Regions from separate parts of the Homo sapiens genome. Here regions 1 and 2 are each linked to region 3. A link is a contact called in ENCODE Hi-C or POLR2A ChIA-PET data. All regions are on one chromosome and are shown on one strand. The core of a region is the stretch at or near the end of the contact, and the rest is flanking DNA. Distances in the headings are between cores, read along the strand shown.

Region 1 (2,700 bases), core at 49-2,548, 120 kb before region 3:
TTTCCTCCTCAGGTTCCCCCAGAACCTGGGTGAACTGTCCTCAGGGGCCCCACCTTGGCCCCCCGCCTGAGGCTCTCAGCCAGCGTGACCAGTGTGGCTTCCCAGGAGACCACCCCCAGAGAAGGTAATAAATGCCATGGCTGGGAGAAAAGAGCTGTCCTGTTCCTAAAATGGATGTCCCCATTGTGAATCACTAAGCTAGGAGTCTTCCTTACATCCTTTATCTGTCTTTTTGAGCCCTGCCAGTTCCGGGTCATGACAAGGCTGAGGGACTATTGCTGGGGTAAGACCACGCCAGGCCCTCCACAGGTGTCTCCTGACAAGACCTTATTCAGTTCCCTTCCTTCTCTTTGTTACCGAACCCACTTGTCCAGCACTTACTGAGGCTCTCTTGACCCAGGAGCTTATAGTCTAGTTGGGGACAAAGATGTTGCTATGGTTGAACTGTATTTTCCCTAAATTTTTATGTGAAGTCTAACCCCCAGTACCTCAGCATGTGACCTTGTCTGGAAATAGGGTCATTGCAGATGGAATTAGTTAAGATGAGGTCGCAAGGGCAGGCCCTAATCCAGTATGACTGGTGTCCTATACAAAGGGGTAATTTCCATGCCAAGGCACACTCAGGGACTCTATGTGAAGAGACAGAGAAGACAGCCACCCACACTCCAGGCAGAGAGGCCTGGCGTGGATCCTTCCGTCAGAGCCCTTAGAAGGAAGCAACCCTGCTGGCACCTTGTTCTCAGACTTCTAGCCTCCAGAACTGTGAGACAGTAGACGTCTATTGTGAAAGCCACCCACTTTATGGCACTTTGTTTCAGCAGCCCTAGGGAACCAGCAAAGACGTGTACTTGGCAACTGCCAAGCACAAGGCAAGGCCAAGCCTGACAGAGGATTCAGCTGGTAAAGAAACAGCTAAGCCTTTTCAGACTCCATTCACCACCTGTGTGGAGTGAGAGGAGGAGGAGCCAAAAGTGCAAGGTCCCTGCGGCCCTTGTGCAGGGTGACACCAGAGTAAAAGGGGCCACATGTCAGAAGCACCAATGACAGGATGCCTATTGTAGAGGAGCCAACGCCCTCTGCAGCTAAGCAGCTTTATGGCCTGCAGCAGCATCTTGAGGGGTGAGGCAAAAGGCCTCATATCTCATCAGAACCCAAGGAGACGAGCAGCTGTCTCAGGACGGCCTCCTTGGTATATGTAAGGAAACGAGTGAGAAATGCCCTTGTAGCAGCTCTTTGCAATTGTCCCGTGCTGTTGTGTTCAAGGAGAGCCACAGGCAGGCATTCTGCCAAGACTGAGATCTGCTGTGGGTCAAGTCTCGGCGCATGCGGATATGGGCAGGGTTTCCAGGGTGCCACAGCACAGCCACTTCCCCAACCACCGCACTTACAAGGAGAAGACAGTATGTGTCGGGATTAGGAGCCCAGCCTCCCAGCGCACAGAAGCTCGGCGCAGTAGGACGGTGGAGCAGAGGGCTTGAAGGAGGCAGCTTCAAAGGAGTAATCATAGATTAGTTGTGGGCTATCCAAGAATGAGCTTCCTGTTTTTAGGAAATAACCTTTTTAAAAATTCTTGGCCGGGTGCGGTGGCTCACTCGTGTAATCCCAGCACTTTGGGAGGCCAAGGTGGGTGGATCACCTTAAGTCAGGTGTTCGAAGCCAGCCTGGCCAACATAGCAAAACCCCGTCTCTACTAAAAATATGAAAATTAGCCGGGCGTGGTTGCGGGCACCTGTAGTCCCAACTACTTGGAAGGCTGAGACAGGAGAATCGCTTGAACCCAGGAGGTGGAGGTTGCAGTGAGCCAAGATCATGCCACTGCACTCTAGCCTGGGCAACAGAGCAAGACTACATCTAAAAAAAAAGGGAAGGCCAGGTGCGGTGGCTCACGCCTGTAATCCCAGCACTTTGGGAGGCTGAGGCGGGCAGATCACGAGGTCAGAAGATCGAGACTATCCTGGCTAACATGATGAAACCCCATCTCTACTTTAAAAAATACAAAAAATTAGCCGGGCGTGGTGGCGGGCACCTGTAGTCCCAGCTACTCGGGAGGCTGAGACAGGAGAATGGCGTGAACCCGGGAGGCGGAGCTTGCAGTGAGCCAAGATCGTGCCACTGCATTCCAGTTTGGGTGACAGAGCGAGACTCCAACTCAAAAAAAAAAAAAAAAAAAAAAAATTCCTGGCGTCGGGCAGGTACAACATGAAAAATTTAGAAAATTAAAATCTAAAAGTCATAGACATAACGCTGAGCAAGCCATACACACAAAGCATACATACTTAATGAGTCCATTGCTATGAGGTTCTAGAATAAGCACACTCATCTAAGGAAATGATGAGTTTCCCTTGCAGGGAAGGTGGGGATTCAGCAGGTCACAAGGGAACTTTCGGGCAGATGGAGATGTCTATATTATGATAGGGACATAAGATACATGGGTGTATTCACTTGTCAAAATTGTACAGTTAAGGTGTGTGTGTTTTGATATGTACATTTTACTTTAAAAATGTATAAAGAAGACAATAACCATCACCTAAAGTCACACCAACCAAAGTTAACCAACCAACACTTTTTAATTACCAGATAGCCATTTTTTCTTGCAAAGTTTATGAAGTTGAGATTATATTGAATATATAATTTTAAGTTTATATAGATTTTTTTCCATATCATTAAACATCTTAATCAACATCGTTTTTAAGTAGGTGC
Region 2 (2,700 bases), core at 44-2,543, 90 kb after region 3:
TGGGATGCTAGAGCACAACGTCTAAACCATTCGATGTGCCTATTTAGAAACTCATTTCCTGCTCTTAAAGCGCTCAGCCCTCTCCCCTACACATAAAGCCTTGCCTCCATGAAAGCAGGGAGGACTAGCCTTCGAAACCCCAGCACACAGAGGTGAGTGTGAGCACAGCTCAACAGTATACAAGCCCGCTGGAAAGCTGCCCCAGACAGAATTTCCTCAGTTGCATCCTATGGACTATCAGTCCCAGAAACGCTTGGCCAAAAAAGGAAATACGGAGGGCGGGGGCAGCTTGCTTCAAAGTAATTGAGGTTGAGAGCCGCTGTATACCATCTGCCCCTTCTAGAGATTAAATTCACAGTAGCTTCTTCTCTCGGGCCAGCAGGAAGCCTGATTAATGCCGCTTAATACGACACTTCCCATATTTATTTGGCCACAAAACTCCTTTTTCCCCATAACTCCTATTAATATCACAGGAAACAGTTTGAGATCAGAAAAGCCTTCACAAAGGCAATTTTTAAAGACTGAGTTATAAGGCTCAAAATAAATGAGGAATTCTAGAAAAGGAAGGGAGGAGGGAGAAGGACACTGGTTTGGGGTCTGGAGGGCTTTAAGATGAGGGCGAAACAAGGACCACCCATGATTCCAAAGAATATCCGGAACTTGCTTGTTGTCTGTTGGTGCCTTTCTTTCAGCTCATTCCTAGAGGGCGGACAGAGGCAGGAGTTGCTGTGTTGCTGGCCAGTGGCTCCTGACCATAGGAAGGGGACTGTGGGTGTGAGAAGTAAAGCAGAGCAGGCCCCTGCCTCTGTTCTCCCCTTCCCCCTGGTATTGGCTCACCGTGACAAATCTTTCCCTAGGAAGGGCAGAAAATGAATTATCCTGTTAAATCAATTCAGCAGATAACCCACCTCTGTGCAGGCCTTGTGCTGGGACCACACAGATGCATAAGACACGTACAGCTTAGAGCCTAGTCATGAAATGGGAAATAAACAGCCCCATCCTCAAGGTCTGAACAGGGGATTGGGGAGCACAGAGAAGGGCCCCACCCCGACCAGCTGTCAAGAGAACTATCCATACATTCTAATTCCTCCAAGGTTGAGGGCTAAGGTGTAGGAAGAGGAGAGAGGTTCCAAGCAGAAGGAATTGCAGAAGCAAAGGCACAGAGGCATCCGGGACCTGCGAGCAGCTATGGCTGGAGCCGCGTGTCGCAGGATGGAGAGCGTGTGAACAGAGGGGACTGGAAGCGGATCCTCCCAGGAAGCAGTTGCAGGCGGTCATGCTACAGTGAGTTGCTGATAGTAGGAGGGGAAGAAAGAGGAAGGGGGAGTGGAAGATGACTCAGTGGGGGGTGAGCCAGTGCCTGGAAGAGAGGAATGTGTGAGCAGAATGAGGAAGTTAGCAAAAGCTGGTTGAAGGTAGGAGGTGGAAAGACAAGTTCAGCCCTCAACAAGTTAAGCAGGTTATATAAGAAGTCCAGGCATGGATGACGATGATCATAATCATGATGGGGAGGATGACAAAGATGACTAGGAACGCTCTGTCATCTCTCTCTCTCTCTCTCTCTCTCTTTCCTTCCTGGTTGTGTGAGTTTGCAGGGAGACGGGAGGTTGTGAAGAACAATAACCAGAAGAGAGTTTGCGTCTTCATCAGAAAGCACCTGGGGCAGGTAGAGTTGGTGCTAGCTTCTCCATCCATCCCTGACACCCCAGCCCCATTCATCATTCAGCAGAAGACAGGCTGGGCTGGCCCAACTTGGTCCTGTACCCCCACCACCCCAGAACCCCACTGGTCCATAGTGAGGATCCCTTCTCTTTGACTCTCCTCCTTCTCTGTGACTCGCCTAAGCCTGATCCTACACCTTCTCTCCCAGCCACTGCCTCAGCTTCCTCCACCCCCAGCTTGGGACGAGCCACCTCCCTGGCTGGGTAGCATGGGACAAGCCATCTCCCTGCAGAGGCAGAGAACCAGTGACACTACACGCAAACCAAGGCCATGCTGCAAACAGAACACCAAGGCACCCTCGTCTTAGGATGCATTATATTCGGGGTAGATGTTGAATTCTAGTAACACATTCCCTGGGGTGTTTTCAAATCCAGACACACTGGAGCCTTGTTCCAGCCTCACTGTGGGCGAAGGCCCCGGGCTCACCTCCAGCCTCAGGCTGGCTCTGGCTGCTGCCCCTGTTCCATCCTGGCAAGCGGAACTGAACAGGCCCGACTCCACAGCCCCCGGTGCTGCCAGCTGCAAGCTCTGCTGACTCCAACCTCAGGCCCCTGCGTGCCTGCTTCTAAATCCACACGTTCCTGCTCCTTCCTGCCCCTGCTGCCCTCTCAGAATGCCACTTCTTTCTGCCAAGACCTCAGGCATTGCTATGGCCCAGCCCCATCTTTATTGATGTCGGGGCTCTGTCCCCTTGCAGAGCCCATCCCATTGCCACCCACATCTGGGACAGCAAAAGACTTCTCAGTTTCCTCCAGAGTTCAGTTTCTTCCAAAAAGCTCGGCACATCTTAGCTGCCAGTGTGAACTGTGAGCTCCCAGAGATGCCCGTGGCACTTTCCAACATTCGTCACTTTTGACACATCTAAAATATCCTAGCTCCCAGAGCTGCGTGAGCACCAGCCCAGATGGACCGGCTGCTGGGGAAGCATCAGTCTCTCCAGGGCCTCTGTGAAGCCCTGGGGCAGTAGGGGGATGTCTG
Region 3 (2,717 bases), core at 8-2,507:
AATCCCTACCTTCTCCCCAACCCCCTGCTTTTCTTGTAGTGGTTCCCATTACATTCTACCAGTCTACCTAATTTTTTTTTTTTTTTTTTTGAGACGGAGTCTCTCTGTGTCGCCCAGGCTGGAGTACAATGGCGCGATCTCAGTTCACTGCAACCTCCGCCTCCCAGGTTCAAGCGATTCTCCTGCCTCAGCTTCCTGAGTAGCTGGGATTACAGGCACTCACCTCCACGCCCAGCTAACTTTTGTATTTTTAGTACAGATGGGGTTTCACCATGTTGGTCAGGCTGGTCTCGAACTCCTGACCTCGTGATCCGCCCTCCTCGCCTCCCAAAGTGCTGTGATTACAGGAGTGAGCCACCGCTCCTGGCCAGAAATCTCTTCTTTATTATGTCTACTGTCCGTTATCCAACTCCAGAAGGTAAGAACCTCCACTGATACATAAGGACTTGTATACCCCACGTGCCTGCAACAGTGCTTGGCACCTAGTAGGCATACCAAAATATATAAATGTTGAACAAATGAAGAAAGTTAAAGTAAAACTAGAGGTCCAAAAATATCACAAAAGCCATCTATGGTCGCCTTTTCCCTACCTGATTTTGCTGAGTGGCCTTACTTTTCAGTCCTCTACACAGCTGGAACATTAATGAACACAGAGGGGGAAGAAGTGTGTTTACTCTAGGATCACCTCTCAATGGGTCACTTGGCAAGGGCATCTTTGCTTCTTCGTCAGCTCCTTTTGACACGGGGGTGAAGGGTTTTCTGCACCACACTTTGACCACAAGCATCACCAATTTCACTGAACCCAACAGAAATTTGGACCCTCTGGGGGCTCTCTGCGTGGCAGGGCCCTTTTCTTTTTCTTTGGGCTTAGGCTGCAATTTGAAACACCACTTTCCTGAGCCAGCATCCCCCTTGCAGCGCTGTCACAGGGAGGCTTAGGCAGCCACGTGGAAGCCACCTACCCCGACCTTTGGCAGAATTTCCAAACACAACACAGTAGCTTTAAGTTGATTAATTTGGAACTCTGACCTTGGCCCCAAAAGGTAAGAATACATAACAAGGTATTTTATTCTCAAAATGTGTCAGGATAAGAAGCACTTCTGTAAATCGACCTTTTTAAAATAGATATAATTAGATTTGCAGTTGGGGGCAGTAAAGAAAGGGTCTGAACAGTGGATAACATGTTGAGAGGTTAATTATTAATGGGCAGTCTTCCCTAACAAAGTATCTAATAGGCATTGTGGTCTCTTTGGCTTCAGAAATTACCAAGAAAGCCTGGACCCCGGGTGAAACGGAGAAATGGACACAAGTCCCCTGTGTTTCTCCATTCTGTTGGTTTTATGCATCTTTATCCAATCAAGTGCCCTTGGACAAAGCCTGAAACCAGGTAAGAGCCTGACTTTTCTCCAGAGATGGGCATGAACTTTTCTTTTTAAAACGTGTGTCACAAAGAATCCAGGGGTTTCTGACTGTATGGGACAGAGCTTGCTTCAGAGCGTGCCAGGTGGTTCTATACACGACCTCACAGGTTCACAGGGACACGTAGCCGTTTGTAAACAGAAATGAAATTTTAGAAAATCATCCTCGGATTAAAAGTCTTCTAAGAGTGCCTGCAGCTAGCAGTGAAGTCTCTTGCGTATCTGATATGGAAACAGTCATGCTAAAAGTTATTCAGCGGCAAATGATATGAAAGCGATTCAGATCTTCCTGAGAGTTAATGTGGCATCTAATTTGCAACCGGGGAGCCAGGCTTGCAATGAAATGCTCTGTCGGGTTGGGGTTGTCTAATTGCCTGCCTCTCTCAGAAGAGAGGGGAATTTATGAGAGTTCTATTTCCAGTCAGGTCTAAAGTAGAGATATCATTGCACAATTTCTAGACTTTGTTTTGCTGCCAAAATTTTAGTCTGAGGCTGAAGAATCCAACAGCCGTCCTGCCTGTTTTGTTTGTAAATTCACAAACTAGATTGATGGCGAAAGACAGATCAAATGCCTTATCAGGAAGGTAGTAGAGTGGAGCCCAGCTTCCAGGCTAAGCAGTGGACCAATAAATGACGGATCAGTTAATTGAACAATTTGGCCAGACTAGACAGGTGTTTGGGAATTTGTTTTGGTACTGGTTACTGGTCAGGAGCTAGTAACGCTAAGGTAGAGTCTGAGATTTTTCTTTTCTCTAAGACTAGCCTTGGAGAGAGCTCCGACAACTTTGAGAATTAGAAATTCCCTAACGGGATGTACCTAAAAATTTCAGAAGCTTTTTTCCCCTTTAAGAAAAAGGCTGTTCCTTTGTATTTGACTATTTTACTTCATAGGCCAGTTAATAACTGAGTAGCAGTATTAATTATTGCCATTCACTAAGTATTTTCTGTGCCAAGCACTATACTAATTATTTTTGACACATCATCTCATTTATAAAGCCACATCCAAAAATGACCCTTACATAATAATTTAGAGCCATACAGGTAAAATTGCTGGTAATCTTTATTCCCTTGGTTCATAGTGATTTTGCTAAAGGGCCTTTCCTGCCCTTTGCCCCGGAATGTTGTATTTGTTTGTTTACTTTTTAATGAAGTTTATAACACACTTCTAGAAAAGGGCCTCTATCATAAATCCTCAATGAGTTCTCACAAACTGAACCAGTACCCCAAAGCCTTCCTTGTGTGCCCCTTGAGCCTTAACATATATGATTTTTTCCTTTGGGGAGATTTTTCATTAATAGA

The links. A loop is a pair of places that touch in the nucleus more often than their neighbours do. ChIA-PET counts read pairs that join two places held with the same protein, here RNA polymerase II (POLR2A). Pooled maps may share reads with other maps.
Region 1: a loop to region 3 is called in a map of pancreas, with 2.1 times the contacts of the local background. The contact joins the enhancer-like site here to the promoter of LIPC in region 3. A Hi-C loop is called at or near these places in 2 of 168 maps with a recorded cell type or tissue (naive thymus-derived CD4-positive, alpha-beta T cell and pancreas) and 3 of 50 pooled maps. POLR2A ChIA-PET finds 5 or more read pairs at or near these places in 1 of 52 experiments (CD4-positive, alpha-beta T cell).
Region 2: a loop to region 3 is called in a map of heart left ventricle, with 1.9 times the contacts of the local background. The contact joins the enhancer-like site here to the promoter of LIPC in region 3. A Hi-C loop is called at or near these places in 9 of 168 maps with a recorded cell type or tissue (Calu3, PC-9, Right ventricle myocardium inferior and 5 more), 2 of 37 single-sample maps with no recorded cell type and 18 of 50 pooled maps. POLR2A ChIA-PET finds 5 or more read pairs at or near these places in 4 of 52 experiments (Caco-2, PC-9, activated naive CD4-positive, alpha-beta T cell and 1 more).

The regions. Positions count from the first base shown.
Region 1 is chr15:58,309,418-58,312,117 of GRCh38, forward strand. No RefSeq gene overlaps it. Among named protein-coding and RNA genes, the nearest start is that of LIPC, 120 kb to the right of the region's middle. Within about 2 kb of position 1,299, at least 4 of the 41 ENCODE cell types and tissues checked have a DNase peak (open chromatin) inside an H3K27ac peak, as active enhancers do.
Region 2 is chr15:58,520,363-58,523,062 of GRCh38, forward strand. The region is part of intron 1 of LIPC (lipase C, hepatic type); the gene reads left to right. Among named protein-coding and RNA genes, the nearest start is that of LIPC-AS1, 23 kb to the left of the region's middle. RefSeq lists an enhancer at 923-2,122. Within about 2 kb of position 1,294, at least 15 of the 41 ENCODE cell types and tissues checked have a DNase peak (open chromatin) inside an H3K27ac peak, as active enhancers do; they include PC-9, breast epithelium, heart left ventricle and 1 more, where a contact is called at or near this core.
Region 3 is chr15:58,430,734-58,433,450 of GRCh38, forward strand. It overlaps LIPC (lipase C, hepatic type), which reads left to right and starts at 1,258. Exons shown (of 9, transcript NM_000236.3): 1 at 1,258-1,387. The coding sequence starts at 1,300.